2 separate regions of the Homo sapiens genome follow, and region 2 is linked to region 1. The links are chromatin contacts, found by Hi-C in ENCODE. All regions are on one chromosome and are shown on one strand. Each heading gives the region's core, a stretch centred on a gene start or an enhancer-like site at or near the end of the contact. The rest is flanking DNA. Distances are from core to core; before and after follow the strand shown.

Region 1 (3,156 bases), core at 386-2,885:
ACTAGCCTAGACTCAAGATGAGAAATCAAGTCCTCTTCAGAGTTCTCCAAATTTGCCTGATCATATGAATCACCTGGGGGCCTTGTGAAATACGGATAAAACAAATTCTATCCACCTGACCTACTAAATCATAATCTTGATGTGTGGTGCCTGGGAATTTGTATTTTAACAAGGCCCCACAGCAACGTGAGTGTATTATGATCAGGTAGTTTTGGGGGACATTGCATCTGGTTTGCAACTCACTCATCTTTCCATCTTGACACTTGCCCTTCACAATTGCCACAATTTATGGCATTTTAAAGACTAAAATGTTCACATTTTATAAAATTAATTAGGCAGAAGGTTTTGAGTAGTGAATGAAGGCAAAGTTGTGGACTTAGCCTTAATCATCCAATTTACCCTCATTTATGTTCAAGTTGAAGCACTTCGACTTTCAGTCTGTGTTAAATTATTCTGAGGCTGATTTTCATAAGGGTTCTTTTTAGCATGGCATTTGGTTTCTTGAAATCTGAGGACCTCTCAGCTGCAGTTAACCCAGTGTATACTCAAGAATCTCTTCTTGGAGAATGTAAACATTCCATTATCCAGTCACCTTTGATAAAAGACCACTTTCACCAAAAAAGAGCCTCATAACTCACATTTTATAGATGATGAAATGGGCACTCAGAGAAGCTAACTGATTCACCCAAGGTCATATAGCTGTACTGTGGCAGGGCCAAAGCACAAACCTGTTCATCTATCTTGTGTTGACTGAGCATCTGCTTCCCCTGGGAAATACACTCACTGATGGGGATACAAAGGTGAAGAAGACTTGGTCCCTACCCCAAAAGAAGCCCAGGTCTTCAGATTGCAGAATAAGTCAGACAGCCTGAAGATGCTGGGCCACCACTAATGTCACTTCAACTTCATCAGAGCAAGTAGCTTCTAATTTTGACTCCCATATTTATTAAAACAGTCCTTGGGACTGTTTCAGAAGAAAGAGATGTTGGAAACTGTTATCCTAGAGACTTGCTTTGCTTGGTCTCATGACCCTTACATTGTTTAAATTGTCAGTTAAAAATTGGGAAAGCTCATTTTTTGAAAATGTAGACTTCTGAATTATCTTGAAAAAAGAAAACAAAAACAAAAACAAAACACCTCAAGATCTCTTCTTACTGGACCAGTGTTCCCTTGCTGTGATAATCCTTTGGAGGTAAGGCGCTATTGCCTACTTTATTTGGGCTGGTGCTAGCCAATTCAACATAGTTCCTAACCAGCACCTTTTACTCACTCCTACTGCTTACCCTATTCCCAAAGTGTTTAAGTTTGCTAAGCCTGGCCACTAACTTCTGGGGCGACAGTTATTGTCTGAACCATGCTTGACGGCAGGTGGCAGCAGTAAGCTGTTTTATTACCATTTCTCCTCCAAGTTGGAAGGATGTACTGCAGCCGCAATCAGCTTCAGGGATTTTTTCTTTCATTCCTCTGAAAACAAAACAAAACGAAAAACCCAAGGTCATCAGGTTTTAGTTGAGTAATATTTTGACAATGTAAGTTATGAAAAAGAGATTTAGTGTTAGTAATGAGAAAAAGCCAATTGTGTGCAATAGGAATCTACCAGGAAAAAAAGCTGGCTGGCTACCAGGAAGAAAAGTCCTGAACCTGAGAGATAGGGCAAGCTGGCTTGCAGCCACTAGTTGGGGAATCTTTTTTTCACACCACATAATAAAAATTAACTCAGATGAGTCATAGACCTAAATGTAAGAGCTGAAACTTTAAAACCCTTAGAAAAAAAAAACCCATAGGAGTAAATGTTTGTGATCTTGGATTAAGAAATAGTTTTTTAGACATAACACAAAAAAGCACAAGCAACAAAAGAAAAAACAGAAAAATGAGACATCAAAATATAAGGCTTTTGTGTTTCAAGGTACATCATCAAGAAAAGAGACAGTCTCCAGAATAGGAGAAAATGTTTGTGAATCATTGATCTCATAAAGGACTTGTATACAAAATATATAAATAATTCTTGTAACTGAACAATAAAAAGAAGACTGACCCAATTAAAAATTGTTAAAAGATCTGAATAGACATTTCTCCAAAGTATACAAAAGCTAATAAGCATATAAAAAGATGTTCAACATCATTAGTCAACAGAGAAATGTAAATCAAACAATAATGAGATACCACCTCACTCCTCATGGTTAAGGATGGCTATTTAGGATGGCTAAGATACAGACAATAACAAGTGCTGACACCGATGTGAAGAAATGAGAACCTTCATAACTGCTGATGGAATTGTAAATGGAGCAACTGTTTTGGAAAACAGTTTGGCAATTTCTCAAAATGTGACCCAGCAATTCCGTTCCTTGTTACACAGCCAAGAGAAATGAAAACCTGTACACACAAAAGAGTTGTACATGGAGATAAATAGCGGCAATACCCAAAAGATGAAAACAACATGTCTATCAATTGGTGAATGGATAAACAAAATGTGGTAAGCAGTGCCCCCTTATCTGTGGTCTTGCTTTCTGTGGCTGCAGTTATCTGTGATAAACTTCAGTCTGAAAATATTAAATGGAAAATTCTAGAAATAAGCAATTCATATGCTTTAAATTGCATACCATTCTGAGTGTGATGAAATCTGGCATCATCCCACTCTGTCCTGCCTGGGACATGAATGATTCCTTTGTCTAGCATCTCCACACTATATGTTACCTGCCTGCTAGTCACTTAGTCATCTCAGGCATCACAGTGCTTATGTTCAAGTCATCCTTATTTTACTTAATAAAGGCTCCAAAATGCAAGAGTAGTGATGCTGATTCAGATATGCTAAAGAGAAGCCATCAAGTGCCTCTTTTCACTTAAAAGGTAAAAGTTCTTGACTTAATACAGAAAGAAAAAAAATTGTATGCTGAGATTGCTAAGATCTACGGTAGGAATGAATCTTCTATCTGTGAAATTGTGAAGAAGGAAAAATAAATTTGTGCTAGTTTTCCTGTCACACCTCAAACTGCAAAAGTTATGGCCACAGTGCCTGTTAAGTGCTTAGCTAAGGTGGAAAAGTCATTAAATTTGTAGGTGGAAGACATCAATAGAAACATGTTCTGACTGATGGCAGTTGAGTTCAGTACTGTTGAGGTTTCAGGCATCCACTGGGAGGCTTGGAACATATCCCCT
Region 2 (3,156 bases), core at 345-2,844, 170 kb after region 1:
AAATCTCTTGAGGAAATAAGCGTTATCTGACTTCTCCTAAAGGCTGACCATCCTCTGCATAACTTGATGCTAGGGGCAAGGAACATATACTACTCCTAGCACTGGATTCATATCCTTAAATGACCATGATTACAAACACTGAAAACAAAAACATCAGGTAAAGAATCACAACCCTGTCCCCCCAAACACCAGACTGCATATCAGTGCAAGGCTGTTGTGGGTTCAGCCTGGTTCACTGCCCCCACACTGGGACAATGACTGTTGCTCATAGACTGCAAGTCACTCATTGGCTACACCACTGAACACTAGGGCATGAGCCATTTCTGTGGACACTCCCTAAGCCTACTGACACAAACCTGGAAGTAACGAAGGTTTCTGTTTAAAAAGAAACGAAAAGATTATCGTCATGGCAAAAAAAGAATGAACTGCAATAGTGATCTCAGAGTCGAGGAAGCTGGAAAATGAACGGATTCTTGAAAATTTTATTTAGCTGTATGTACACTGTAACTTGGCCTCATTTGCTTATTTACATGGATTCGTGATGGGAGCGGTGTTGAAAACATTTAGGAGGGTTACCTTGCTTCTTGTATCAGCGTATTCACTTTCTCTGTTGCTGTATGGCATACAGTGAAGTTCTGGAAAATTCCACCATCCAGTCACAGGAGAATGAGACAGAAAAAGGTAAAGATCAGTGCAGTAATAATATCACCATATAGATAGCCTAGAAACATAACTAACAAAAATGACCGTTTACGAAACTGAGGAAATGAAACACGATCACGGAAACACCCACTATTTTTCCTTGGAGCAAACTGCACTACAGATATATTGGAGCTGACAATGTTTAGTACTGAGGGGAAAATGCTTGAAACATTGCAGGATGCCACACGCCACATGCCCCCCAAGTCGGAAGGGCACCACCCACCCCAGCCTCCGGTGGTGTCCCCCTTGGCGAGCCACTGGTCTTTCAGGCCACATTCAGTGGCTCTGAAAAGACCCTTTGGGTTCCCGTGGTGCTCGGGTGCTCCTGAGGGAGCGCACTTGCTCCTGGTGTACCTGAGGACAGCCTTCGTGCCTTCGGACTCGGCGAGCTTGCCCATCTGCCCCGGCAGCAGCAGGCGCACAGCCATCCGGGTCTCCCAGGCAGTGATGGTCTGGCGCTTGGTGGAGCGGGCCAGGTGACCAGCCTCGGTGGCGATGCGGTCCAATATGTCATGAACCAAAGAATCCATGACACTCACGGCCTCCCGGGAAAGGCTGAGGCCCTGGTGAACCTGCTTCAGCACCCGGCGGAAATAGGTGGCGAAGCTGTCCCCGCGGCAGTTGGAGTGGCACCTGCGGGGCCCATGGCGCCCTCGCTTCCTCTGCTTGCTCTGCTTCTGGGACGTAGTGGAGTTGGCCTCTTTGGGCTCCTGGGTGATCAGCTGTTCCTCAGAGGTCGTCTCAGAGGAAGGTCCAGCCATGGCGGAGGCAGTGGCCATTAGATGGCACGACCAGACAATGGCGGTTGTGGACCGGGGAAGCCGGGGCACTTCGGTACGCAGCATGGCTCCACGTCTCGGGCCAGCTTCACGTCTGATTGGATGAAGTGTCACGCAGGGAGCCTCTCAGCAAACCTACCTGCGTTGAAGGTGACTGGATGGTCCCGTTGCGTGGCATCTCGTCAACCAATCACAGTGGGCGTCTGCGGGCCTAAGCGCCCCTTGTGGCCCAGCTCGGAGAAAGTTACACAGATAGATGCCTCACGGGGCAAAAGCGCATCCGCCCTTCTCAGCTGATCCATGCCACACTGTGAGCACTTTGAAGGGTGTCACTGAAAACTCCCAAAGTTTAGCAATTTCAGCTCATGATCCCTGAGGAGAGACAGACCTCCTGAGCCCAAGTCCATTATGCCGGAAGAATGACTGTGGCCACGTGTGGAACAATTGTCACCCATCTCAGAAGCTACTGTTATCCTGGGCTAAGCCACCCTGGCTTGAGCAGGAACTCCCTGACATGGCCGCCTGGGCATCAAAGGACCTAGCGGTCTGGCTCCGGGCTTCAGTACTGATCAACATCTTCCGTGAATCAGGAGAATGAGAAATGGCCATACCCCAGCCTCCAAGCAGACAATAGAAACAGAAAGGCACTTTTATTAAAAACATATGACAACACTCGACATCGACCAGGTTTAAAAAAATAATTAAAAAAAAAAAAAGGAAAGCAAAACAACAACCACAAATCACAACTCAAAAGCTGGAAATGGCTAATAAGTTTAAGAGATATTGGGTTAAAAAATATCGCCTTAAATCTCCTAGGAAGCCCCTGAGGGAGAGAAAGGGATTCCAGAAATGGAAATTATGTTCAAGTTAGAAAGAGAGCTTTCAAGAGTCTCTGATAATATACGCAAAGGCATTCCTTAAATGCATTTAAGTAACATTAAGTTGCAGGAATTGAACAAGAAAGATTCTTAAGAAATGCTGAAGAAATAAAGGTCATCGATGAACTGTCATTTCAAAGGTCAGGCTTTCAAGTGTATTTCCTGTCATGTCTTTAGCAAACAACTTATTCTACTCCTAATAAATTGGTTCACGATTAAGAAGGACAAAAAGGCTCATTTTTGTTGTTAGATAAGATCGTATATGGTAAGCTCTGTGACTGAACTCTAGTACACCATTTCTGAACAGTCCCCTTTACAAATGATGATCTTATAAATCTACTTAAACGTTTAGCAAGACAATCCTTCTCGTAGTTTGGTACAAGGCACAAGAGACCTGTCCACAACAATCTCTGTATTCATATCAGTAAGTCAGCATGATATTTTTCTTAAAAAAAAAAAAGCAAACAAAAAACAGGGAAAGAGCCACATCGTTTTTCTTCACAATCTGCAAGGTTAAACCTCCCAGGGAGGCTCTCACTGGTTCATTTCCGGGTCACCTCCCCACACTTTCAGCCATGGCTTGTGGTGCCTCAAGGGCTGGAAAGCCTTTATTGCCTGAGCCAGTGGTGACTATGGCATGAGCTGCTCTCACAGGATGTTCCCATCATCTACGTGATGCAAAATTGTAATATATAGTCCTTATTTTGTTTCTCTAATTCTTTTTTTTTCTTTTTTTTGAGACAACAATCTGTCACCCAGGCTGGAGTGCATTGGTGCGATCTCAGCTCACTGCCACC

The links. Hi-C counts contacts between places; a loop is a spot of excess contacts on that map. Pooled maps may share reads with other maps.
Region 2: a loop to region 1 is called in a map of A673, with 4 times the contacts of the local background. The contact joins the promoter of H2BW1 here to the enhancer-like site in region 1. A Hi-C loop is called at or near these places in 2 of 168 maps with a recorded cell type or tissue (A673 and GM12878), 1 of 37 single-sample maps with no recorded cell type and 3 of 50 pooled maps.

What each region holds. Positions count from the first base shown.
Region 1 is chrX:103,843,901-103,847,056 of GRCh38, forward strand. No RefSeq gene overlaps it. Among named protein-coding and RNA genes, the nearest start is that of RAB9B, 13 kb to the left of the region's middle. Within about 2 kb of position 1,636, at least 4 of the 41 ENCODE cell types and tissues checked have a DNase peak (open chromatin) inside an H3K27ac peak, as active enhancers do.
Region 2 is chrX:104,012,114-104,015,269 of GRCh38, forward strand. H2BW1 (H2B.W histone 1) reads right to left here and starts at 1,595. Exons shown (of 3, transcript NM_001002916.5): 1 at 1,057-1,595; 2 at 577-635. The coding sequence starts at 1,463. The coding sequence ends at 599.